Regions from separate parts of the Mus musculus genome. Here all the other regions are linked to region 3. A link is a contact called in ENCODE Hi-C or POLR2A ChIA-PET data. All regions are on one chromosome and are shown on one strand. The core of a region is the stretch at or near the end of the contact, and the rest is flanking DNA. Distances in the headings are between cores, read along the strand shown.

Region 1 (3,827 bases), core at 1,186-3,685, 54 kb after region 3:
CTTCCAAAGCTTTAGAACTTCTGTGATTCAGTTCGTCTAACGCAAATCTCTTAACTTTGCGGTAAAGGAAATTGAATCTTAGAGAAATTAAACAACTCGCCCAAGCAAAGTTCCGCAGCATCAATTTATTTTAATACCAAAATGTTGGCAGCATCAATAATCAGTTCCAGGCCTAGAGGGCCCTGTGTTAATCAGAGATGTTCCATTTTCACGTCTCTGTGACGCCTGGGAAAGCTAAAGACTCTGCCCACATCGTGATTGTTCTTCAAAGGTCTGCAAAATGGATTCATATTACTTGCTATGATTTAATATTTATTTTCTAACAAACTCATTCTACATCACCAAAGTGGGGGGGGGGTCTTGGGTCATAGTTAGCAGACACACAGTGGGTTAAAGACCAAAACCCATCTTACTTGTCTGGCTGAGCTCAAAATCAAATGTTTGAAAGAAATCCTATCCTCCTCATAAACCTGTAGCAGCAGGACAGACAGACAGACAGACAGCGATGATGTGAACCAAAGACAAACTGCAGGCGAGCAGAACACCCACTGACAGGGTAGCTTTTCTTCACAACTTCACATGCCAGATCTGGGGCTGATGAAATGGATGGTTTGGGGCCACACATGATGTCTGTTGTCAATACAACATCTATAATCTCAACTGTTTGTGAACTTGCTGTCTTGGCTGCTTTCAGGCGAACAGAGCAGCCTCGCTGGAGTAAAGACTACGTTGTCCTCAAGGGCTGATATATTTCCTATCTGGGCTATCACTTAAAGCATTTGCTGAGTCTTAAACTCGATGTGTTTCTTAACCTGGGGCATGTGGCGATCTCTAGACAGACTTGAAATTCCACTGGGATGTTTCTCAATGTTGTGTTTTTATATTTTATATCTGCAATAACCAGGGTTTTAAAAATGAGCATAAACTTGCTCCATGCTCCTTGAATAGCCACCCAGCACTGGGTACGGTGCCTTGTGTTGCACCGTCTCTACCTGAATCTGAGTGATGGTCGTGTTAGAAACACGAGATAGAAAAAGATAAAGACCTCACAAAAAGCTAAGCCAAGTCCCTTTGAGAGCATCCAAGGCTGTGTTTGCCGCCTTATTCATGACTTGAAGGCATCTATCTATCTGCCCTTGAGCTTAGCACTGGAAAAAAAATGTAGGGTTTTTCTCTACTCCCAAGGAATTCTTTGTGGTGTGGCTAAGTCCACTTTCCCTGCTCTAAGGGAAGGAAGGGCAGATTTTTGCTGGATGGGAGACCGATGCAAGCCATGAAACTTTCAATTGGGCAGAGTTTTCTTACTTCTTCCACGTTCGTGCCTGAGTTTTCCCTGAAGTGGTCAGCGGCTGCTTTTTATTCTATCTGGATACAGGAATTTCTCCTCTTCACTCCCAAACAGCACTGTGGCTCTCAAAGAGAATGTGAAGCTGGGCTTCACCATCCATTTAAGATAGAATCCTTGAGTTAATTATGAACTCTTGGTGGTGGTGGTGGTGGGGTCTATATATAGAGATCCAATCTAGTTCAAGAAGTAAGATGGAGGAGATCAAACCAGACAGGCATATAAAAAATCTGGGGTCAACAAAGAATAAAAGTGACTGCTACAAAGCGGGGCTTTTGAGGGAAGAAAGAAGAACCTGATTTATAAAACTTGAAACCCAGGGCAAGGCAATCGAAACACTGACTTCTCTAAAGTACAAAAATTCATGTGATATTTCAAGCCAGGTACCTATTTGGAAAAGCTGACATTTAGCCTTGTGTGGCCAAGATACCATCTCTGGTTACAAACTGTAGTGTTCCTTTTGGGAAGAATTACTTAGCAGGAGACAACAAAATGATTCATATCCTCACACCCAGTAATTGTACCTCAAGGAATTCTCTTCTCATGGAAACAGTGTGTGACAGTTTACTCCATTAATCCCATCACTCCATGCAAGAGGCAGAGACAGACACTTGCGATTCTAAGGATAGCCTGGTCTACATAGAGAGAGATCCTATCTTTTTATTAATTGTAGGACAGTGGTTAGTAGTAAATTATACTAGTCTAGTCTTATAAAACTATTAAATCAAATAATTATAAAGAACATGTACACATATTAGGGAATGTGCTATCATGTAAAGCTAAGCAAAGGAGCATGTTTGTTCAGATATTGCATATGAGGGGTGGTATGGAAGGAGAAATAGTTTAACAGAAAGTCTGATTGTGTTAATTGGCTTTCTGCCACTTACAAATGGGGGGGGGGGGGTTCGGCCAGAGAGGAGGAGTGAGGTTTGCTCGGGCTCTAGTTTCAGTTCAGAGTCACCTGGCTTGGCTGCCTTTGTCTGTGGTAGCATAGTTGTCGAGGGAGGACTCATGGTAGGCTGCTGGCTTCACAGTGGGCACAGGAGGAGCGGGAAGAACTAATAATAGTCCTTTTAGTGACGTCCCAGAAGCCTCCCTTCTTTCCACTCTGCCCCACCCCTAAAGGTTCTGTCACTTCCCAGTGGCCTCACAGTTTGCAACCAAGCCTCTAGCAGATGGACCTGTGGGAAACACTTCTAAAAATAGCAGGGACACCGTGAGTAACACTTGAATGCTTCCTCTTTGAGATGGATGAGGATAGCTAACTAATTAAAAATGCTGAACTGGAGAGAGAGAGAGAGAGAGAGAGAGAGAGAGAGAGAGAGAGAGAGAGAGATTGCCTAGCATGTGATTCCTAATACTGCCAAACCAAAACAACCAAATAAACAAAGACACAAAAGAGACAAAAAGTTCAGACAGGAGCAAAAATCAAGATAAATAAATAGAGAGATAAACATATAAATAAAGTACTTCAGAGGCCCTTTTGTGAACCCAGAGCCACCACCTATCTCTGCTGCACAGAAGTGCCTTGTCTTAAAAGCCCTTTGTGGCAGGTCCTATTATTGGCCCCATTTTTCAGATGAGGACTAAAGAGAAGAAGGAACTTGCCCATGCCCACATAGCTAATTAACGGCAGAGCCGGGAATGAAGCCAAAGCTCTGACTGAGGGCCACTGAGGCTGTTCCTTGGCAACCAGGCAGAACAGTCAACCCCTTAGAGACACCCCTCCCGCAAGAGGACTCTGGGGATGTGTAGGTGTTGGTGATTACATGAGGTTGAGTTTGCATTTTGCCTTTTCGTCGTACAACCCAGAATGCTTTTGATGAGAGGAAACTAGGAACAGACTTGTGGTACATACAGCAGCCTTAGGAGATCTGCTATCTCACAAGGATGTCACATCACACAAAGTCCAGAAGTTGGGCTGGCTGTGGGTTTGGACAGACCCTTGGGGTTGTCTTTCAAGCACATGACCAACCATATATCTTCTCTTTGCCCCTTCCTTTAGCCATCCTTGGCGTTCTCTCTCTCTGCATGTGTGCACACATGCATGTATATATGTGCGTATGTACACATGTGTGCAGAAGCCTGTAGTATGTAGAGCTGGAGGCTAACATTGGACCACTTCCCCTACCACTCTCTACATTCCCTGTCACTGAACCTGGAACGTATGTATTCAAGGCAGGCTAGCCAAGGAGCGACCTAGAGCCACACCTGTCTACTCCCTGGCGTGGACATGCTGCTTTTTGTATTGATATTGCAAGCTCTGGTCCTTATCCTTATGCGACAGGCCTTTATTGTCTGAGCCATCTCCCCCCAGCCCTTGGCACAGTATGCAACATACAGGTGTTAGAGGATGGAGAAGGGTCTCTCTCTCTCTGTCTGAGATGCTTCCAGAAGAGGGAAACTCTAGGACCAGTGATCTTGCTGAACGTGTTTTTCTTGGGACTGCAGAAGTCTGATTGTTTCCCAAAAGCACCGTGTT
Region 2 (3,444 bases), core at 834-3,333, 36 kb before region 3:
GAGGCCAGGCTGGGCTGCATGAGACCCTGTCTCTAAACAACAACAACAACTTTAAATTAATAAAATAGTGTTCTCTCAGTTTATTACTGAGCCAACTGATGACTAAAGACTGTAGTTCAAAATCTTTTAAAAATAAATTCTCACCTCTTCTATTGAAATACAGTCAATAGCTTAGTTTTAGAAGCAGGCCAAATGAAATGTACTCTCTGCACTTTTAGATGAACGGAGCCACACTCTAAGCACCACAGGGTAGGTTTCCAAGGGATGTGGCAACCTCCACTGAGAGAGGAGCTTTCTGGTAATCAGCTGTGTGACTTTGAAGAGCCACCAGCTCCCTCTGAGCCTGCACTAAGCTCTCTGTAATGTTGACTCTCTGGCTAGATGGAAATCTAGCACGAAAGCCTGTTTCCAAGTACTTGGTTGGACTTGAGAGAGCAATGAGGGCTCTGGTTGTAAGGGATGTCTGTACGCCAGCAGAGAAGGTTCCATCCGCAGCAGGCCCAGAGCCTACACAGTCAGGGCTGGAGGTAGGGCAGAACAAAGGTGCTCTGTCCAGGAGTTGGGGGCCTGGGTTCTGTTCCTAACTGGTTCTGAGAGTTCATGGGTGGTCCCAAGCTCCGTGACTACAACGGACACCTGCGCTAGTGGGTACCCTCATGTTTACAATAGGTTGGGGAAGAGAGGAGTTGAACAACTTCTCATAATGAATGAGATGTCTTTTTTAAAAAGACAAGTTAGTAGATTTCTGTTAACCTTGGTTTCTTCCACAAAACAGGGTTCTGAATGTGTATCTCAGGGTCTATGAGAGTAAATATGCTAAAGTAGCATCTATTATGCTATATAACACACACACACTATACATACACAAATACATATACTGGGGCATAAAGAGATATTCAGAGCACAGCACGGGTCATTGGGGAAGGGGATAAAATGAGAACAGAAGGGAACATGAGTCTCCTACGTACATACCCAGTTCCACAATGGCTGCTAGGCCAGTGGCTTCCAAATGGCCAGTGAAAGAAGAAAATAAAACCCACTTGAGGCCATCCTTTCTGGCTTAAAATTTGTCAGTGGCTTACTTAACTATAGCAGATGCCTTCATCCTCACGGGCTCTTTCTCTCTCAAAGCCCCTCATACAGATCCTCATTCTCTGGATCATGGAGAACTGAAGGAGAGCTCTTCCCTGCTGAGACAACTGTTTCTCTGCTCAATTCACCCAACCTTTTTCTTAGGGAGCTTCCTGTGGTCCAAGGTGGGCTGGCCAGCATCACTCTGTGGAAGCGTCCTGTGGGGTTCATCTCCTTTCAAACTGTGGGTCCTCCATCTCTCCAGCCTCTGCTTCCTCTCACCCATCATGCTCCACGCAGAAGACAGAACCCCATCCTGCATGCTGAAGAGGCAGGGTGTGAGGACTAGATCTGAGAGCTTGCTGTCTGGAGATCTGTTGCCCCCCCCCCCTAGTCAACATTACAGAGAGCTTAGCGCAGGCTCAGAGGGAGCTGGTGGCTCTTCAAAGTCACACAGCTGATTACCAGAAAGGTTCTCTCTCTCAGTGGAGGTTGCCACATCCCTTGGAACCCCCCCCCCCCACAATGCATCTTCATAGAGGACACAGCACCCAGTAGCAGCTAGGTGTTGGATTGAGTAAATGGTGACCCAAGAGAAACCAAAATGGCGGCTACTAAGGCAGGGCTCCCTGGGGAAAACCTCTGGCGAGGTAGAAGACAAGGTGGGAATTCACTGATGAGAAAAACAGTGAGCTCTAGGTCAATTACTGACAATTTACCTAGGGCAGATGAGGAGATGTTGTCTAATTGCGGCTTCACATAACACTCATAAAAACTAGTGATATTGTTGGAAGCAAGTTGAGCCCTGAAAAGAGAAAGCTGAAGGTGGCACAGATCTGTGACATCCAGACACATTCTCCGGGGGAAAGGTTACAAAGTTACTGGGCTAGTGACTAGTCATGAGTCATCCCCAGAGTAAACAGATAACAGGCAAGAAGGTTACATGGTGACAATTCAGAGACCGCTGAACTGTGAAGATTATGTGGGGCCTCTCAGGCTAAGCACTTTCAGAATGTCGGGAAGCCATGGTAACCCTCACAAACATTCCACAGGCAGTGATTGTGACCGCCAGTCTCTCTTCCCCCACTCCCAGTTTGGAATGTACTTTGAAACAGTGGGACCATGTTTTCTTCTTAACTCCTCCCATCATCTGTTCCAGAATCTTCAACAACTACCTCCTTGAATTCACAGGATTACCTGGGATTTAGGAAGTCATGGTATGCTTCATGATGAAACTCTGAATTGGAGGTCATCTAAAAAGAGTTATTCCCTTGTGGCTACATCTCCAAGTCTGTTAAAGGCTAATCCCAAGCCTACATGAAAAGAGATTTATAGTACAGAAAACTGTGCATTTAACTCCCCACTCCATAACTATGGCGTTCTTACCCACAGACCCAATCAACCAATACAACAGAATGTATTTGGACAAAGCATTGCAGCCACGGTGAACATGTATAATTTTTTGGGGGGGTCATGATCCCATAAACCATGAAGTACAACAACAGAATAGTATTTGCACTGTGTGAAGCTTGATAGGGTCTAGAGACCCTTTAGCACATGTGAGAAGATGTAATGAATCATAAGAAAACACTAAGCCATTTTATGTAAGAGACTTAAGCAGCTATGGACTCTGCTATCTACTAGAGCAGGGGTTCCTGGAACTAATCTCCAGGAAGGTGCGGGATAATTAAACTGCACATGAGTCAGGATTGGAAAATGCTTGGTTAGGAAATTCTTAGAGCCTCCCAGCTATGTTCACGAAAATGTATCATGGTGCCTTTCTTTGGGCTGGCTCAGATGGAGTTCCATTGCGTACCTCTTTATCTTCCTAGAGAAGTGGGGGAGCTGAGTATATGCTTTCAGGGGGACTAAGGAGTATGAGACCCTCTGCATGTCCCAAACATTCACTCCCAAGCCAACCGTTGCTCCTTCTACACGCTTTCTTCATTCACTTTGCTGAGTTCTGATACCCATGTGTCTCCCACAAGCTTCTATTCCATCCGGGACTTGTACCCTTCCAACCTTGTTCACAGAACTCTCGGGCCAAACTTTCTGAAGATCTTATGTGTATCACCCCCAGGTGTGATTCTTAACACACATCTGTATGGTTACCTCCTGGCTCAAGATTTTCATGATCTGACCTAGGCCCATGGTTATGGCCTAGCTTAGTGACATTTGTCCTCCCGCAAGTATCTTAGGCTCTCGGCAGGACACACACCCCGCCAAGTCCTTTCTCATTTCCATCTTACTACACCCACACTTTCCTCTACATGGGGAGCTAGGACAGACATTCAAACTCACTCAGAAGGAGACCATATTAACCCATATACAGTAAATGCCAGCTCTAGTTTCAACTCTGAGGCTTTGTCCCCC
Region 3 (3,433 bases), core at 529-3,028:
TCTGTGTAGCCCTGGCTGTACTGGAACTCACTTTGTAGTCCAGGCTGGCCTCGAACTCAGAAATCTGCCTGCCTCTGCCTCCAAAGTGCTGGGATTAAAGGCGTGCAATACCACTGCCCGGCTTCATTTTACATCTGAACTCAGATTCCTTCGTTCATTAGAAAGAGCCACAGCTGCTTATTCCACTATGTCAGCAAATAGGTCTGCCACCTTGAGAAGGAAGAAATGATCTACTTTGAGCATAAAATAATTGCCTTTAATGCCAACTTGGGCAGTGGCTCCCTGCCCTGACCCAGTAATAAAACCTCATAGGGGAAACAGATTCCTGCGAAAAATATGGTTCCCATTCTATGGCGCCTTGGCATTTTGTCCCCTCCAATCATAGCTAAATGCTCTAGTTCCCCAAAAGAAGGAATTTTAAGGGTTACCTCAGCCTGGGGCTGTGTACAAAGCTCTGAGTAGTTTGACGCCATGGCTTCTCTGCCACAATTCTGCTTGGTTTAACAAGAATTCCGGTGTGATGACTACACAGCCAGCTTTTCCCCTCAGTTAATCAAACCAACATAATTTCTTTGCTAAAAGGCATTGCCTCATCAAGTCTGCGTTTCCAGACAAACCCAAGCTTCGGCTGGACTTCCCCATAATCGTATGGGCTAATAGATTCCAGGCGCCTTTGCAAACCAGTTCTTCGCAACGATGCAAACCCACACAAGCCTTGGATGGTTCAAAGTCACAGGCCTGACATTTTCTGGAGCAGATAACTTGGTTTCCTAAAGGAAATCTCTGCACTTAAGGTACACAGTTTACTTAAGATTCCAGGGGTAAAGCTTTAATACACAGTCTGGGAGCAAAGAACCTCGGGCACTAAGCTGGTCGCTACAGTTACAGCATCATAATGCGCCAGAATCCATACGGTGAATTATAGGCAGTAACGATGCACTCAGCTTTGGCTGAGGCGGCTTCAGTTTGCAAGAGAAAGAGGAGGGTGAAGAGAAATGTAGCTCGGAATCTCACGCCCTACTTTTATACCATATATATAATATATATGTACACACACACACACACACACACACACACACACACACACACAGGGAGAAGAGACAGACGATCACAAAAAGGGTGGAAAGAAAAATCTTAGCATGGGGGTGGGGAGAGAGTCCAGGGGCGGAGCCTGGAAGCTGTGGATAAGTGGCATTCTATCATTCGTTCATCCTTTCGTTCATTCATTCACTTAGTAGGCTCCCAGCCCAGTTGGCTTCACTGGCCCCTAAGATGCAGCTTTTAGCCTTTTTCAAGGACGATGGCTCCTTCTCTTGGGGAGTCTCCACCAACCAGAGCCCTCTCCGCCCACGAGAAAGCAGAGCAGTCTGCGCCCCCCAGAGCCCCGCTGGGTCCCCCAGCCTGCGGGACCCCGGAGGAGGGGCCGGGAGGCCTGGCTCCGAGCCCACGGCCCGCCCGCCCCGCCCCGCTCCGCCCCGCGGGTCCTGCCAGCTCGGCCCGGCCGGCGCCGCCCCCGCCTTACCAGGGTTTTGGCTACGTTTCCCCTCTGGGTGATGTTTTTGCTGTGCTTCTCGTTAGCCATCCGGATCCGCTGTTTGGCCACCATGGCTTGGGCGCTTGGGGATGCTCTCGACTCCCACCTGCAACGATGGCCGGGGTGAGCCGTAGCCGCAGCGCCCCGCGGCTTGCCCGGGCGCTGCAGGTGGCAAGGCACGGCCGAGCCCCGCGCACCCCGCTCCCGGAGCCCCAGCCAGCCGGCTCCAGAGAGAGGCCAGCGCGCGGACGGAAGTAATCTCTCATCTCAGGAAACCCTCTCCGACTTCCTCGCCATCCTTCCGGTCCCCCCAGCTACCTACCCTGCGCGGCCACCGAGGCAGGAGGCGGGAAGCGAGAGGCGGGCGCTGACACAGCGCCGCGCGCCAAGCCCAAGGGCACCGTGGCCCGGGGTGTCCGGGTCCTGAGATCGAACGCTGCGGGGCATAGGGTTCGGGCGACCCGGCGTTTGTGCGTGCGTGGGGGGTGGGGACGCAGCCGCACCCAGCCTGGTGACCTCTGACTGTTTCCTGACCACCTCGGGACAGGCAGGGATTGGGGCGCTGGTGCTTCAAGCTGAAGGCTAGACCCTAGGCATCGAGCGCTGAGTCTCAGAGCTGAGCCTGGCCAGGTTTGGGTAGTACTGTTGGGAAACACCCCAAAAGAACCTGCCCTTTAGGTGTCTGAGGAAACCCCACTTGGCAAGTTGGGTTGTGCAAAAAGAGACCCTTTGTGACATGGGACGAAGAGCCAAGAAGCCTCTTTCTGGTCCCTGAAAAATGTGGATGAGGGTGGAGTTGGACCAGACCTCACCTTGGCAGTGGTGGTCATCACACTAGCAGATTGCCCCAGAAACCACTGAGTGCATAGAGGGCAAAGGGTTCATGAGCCTACAGTACAGGAAGAATGGATGGCCACTGCCCATAACCAAAGTGTTGACCAGGCTTGGACTCTTATCCCCCACTGCCCCACCACCACTACTGTCTTGGGGCATCTTGGACCTTCAGGCATCCCTGTTCTATGGGGTACTAAGTGTGAGCTCCCAGACAGCATTGGGAGTTTCTCTGCAGTGAAAGGACAAAAATCAATATTTGAATATCCAGATGCTGACCCCGAGATTTAGCTAGGGGAGGAGTGGGGGCTGAACCGCTTATCTTTCCTCAACAAATATGGCTCCTTGGAGCTCAGGAGGGACATCTGGAGAAGTGGGAAGAGGTGGTCCAGGGTTAGGACAATACAAAATAGCACTCAAGGGTAAGGAGTGAGAGCTGTGTAGACCAGATATGTCGGATGCATCTCTGATCCTATCTATCTGTGCCTGGAGGATGCTTCAATAGGCTCTGGTATGGGTAGAATTTCTTATGTGGGTAGAAAGCTAGGAAGAGCTCTTTAGGATACGGTTTATCTTAGAGTTTCTGTTGGGATGAAACTCAAGCAGGGCAGAAACCTGGAAGCAGGAGCTGATGCAGAGGCTGTGGAGGGTGCTGCTGACTGGCTTACTTTTTCTGGCTTGCTCAACCTGCTTTCTAATAGAATCTGGGCCCACCTGCTCAGGGATGGCACCACCCACAATGGGCTGGGGCCTCCCCTTCAATCTGTAATTAAGAATATGCCTTACAGCTGGAGCTCATAGTCTCATTTCTCAACGGAGGCTCCTTCCACTCTGAAGACTCCAGCTTGGGTCAAGTTAGACAAAACCAGCCAATATACCCTTCTATCAACTGGTTAGAAATCTCTTCACTTGAATGAGCAGCTACTGGCTTCATTAACAGTATGAGCAGCCACCAACATCACAGGACCACTTAAGTCTGACCTATTCTGGTCCCTGATTTTAAGGACCACTGTGGGGAGCGGTGCGGCTGCAGGACCCGTGAAACCCACTTGTTTACTGCCTTGCCAG

What was found. Hi-C counts contacts between places; a loop is a spot of excess contacts on that map. ChIA-PET counts read pairs that join two places held with the same protein, here RNA polymerase II (POLR2A).
Region 1: a loop to region 3 is called in a map of left cerebral cortex, with 4 times the contacts of the local background. The contact joins the enhancer-like site here to the promoter of Serp2 in region 3. A Hi-C loop is called at or near these places in 4 of 37 maps with a recorded cell type or tissue (gastrocnemius and left cerebral cortex). POLR2A ChIA-PET finds 5 or more read pairs at or near these places in 3 of 5 experiments (Patski and embryonic stem cell).
Region 2: a loop to region 3 is called in a map of heart, with 2.0 times the contacts of the local background. The contact joins the promoter of 4930444M15Rik here to the promoter of Serp2 in region 3. A Hi-C loop is called at or near these places in 10 of 37 maps with a recorded cell type or tissue (adrenal gland, heart and left cerebral cortex). POLR2A ChIA-PET finds 5 or more read pairs at or near these places in 5 of 5 experiments (Patski and embryonic stem cell).

The regions. Positions count from the first base shown.
Region 1 is chr14:76,608,190-76,612,016 of GRCm38, forward strand. No RefSeq gene overlaps it. Among named protein-coding and RNA genes, the nearest start is that of Serp2, 53 kb to the left of the region's middle. Within about 2 kb of position 2,436, at least 3 of the 3 ENCODE cell types and tissues checked have a DNase peak (open chromatin) inside an H3K27ac peak, as active enhancers do; they include gastrocnemius and left cerebral cortex, where a contact is called at or near this core.
Region 2 is chr14:76,518,772-76,522,215 of GRCm38, forward strand. 4930444M15Rik (RIKEN cDNA 4930444M15 gene) reads right to left here and starts at 2,084. Exons shown (of 4, transcript NR_045660.1): 1 at 1,791-2,084; 2 at 1,083-1,394.
Region 3 is chr14:76,554,909-76,558,341 of GRCm38, forward strand. It overlaps Serp2 (stress-associated endoplasmic reticulum protein family member 2), which reads right to left and starts at 1,779. Exons shown (of 3, transcript NM_001160326.1): 1 at 1,523-1,779. The coding sequence starts at 1,606.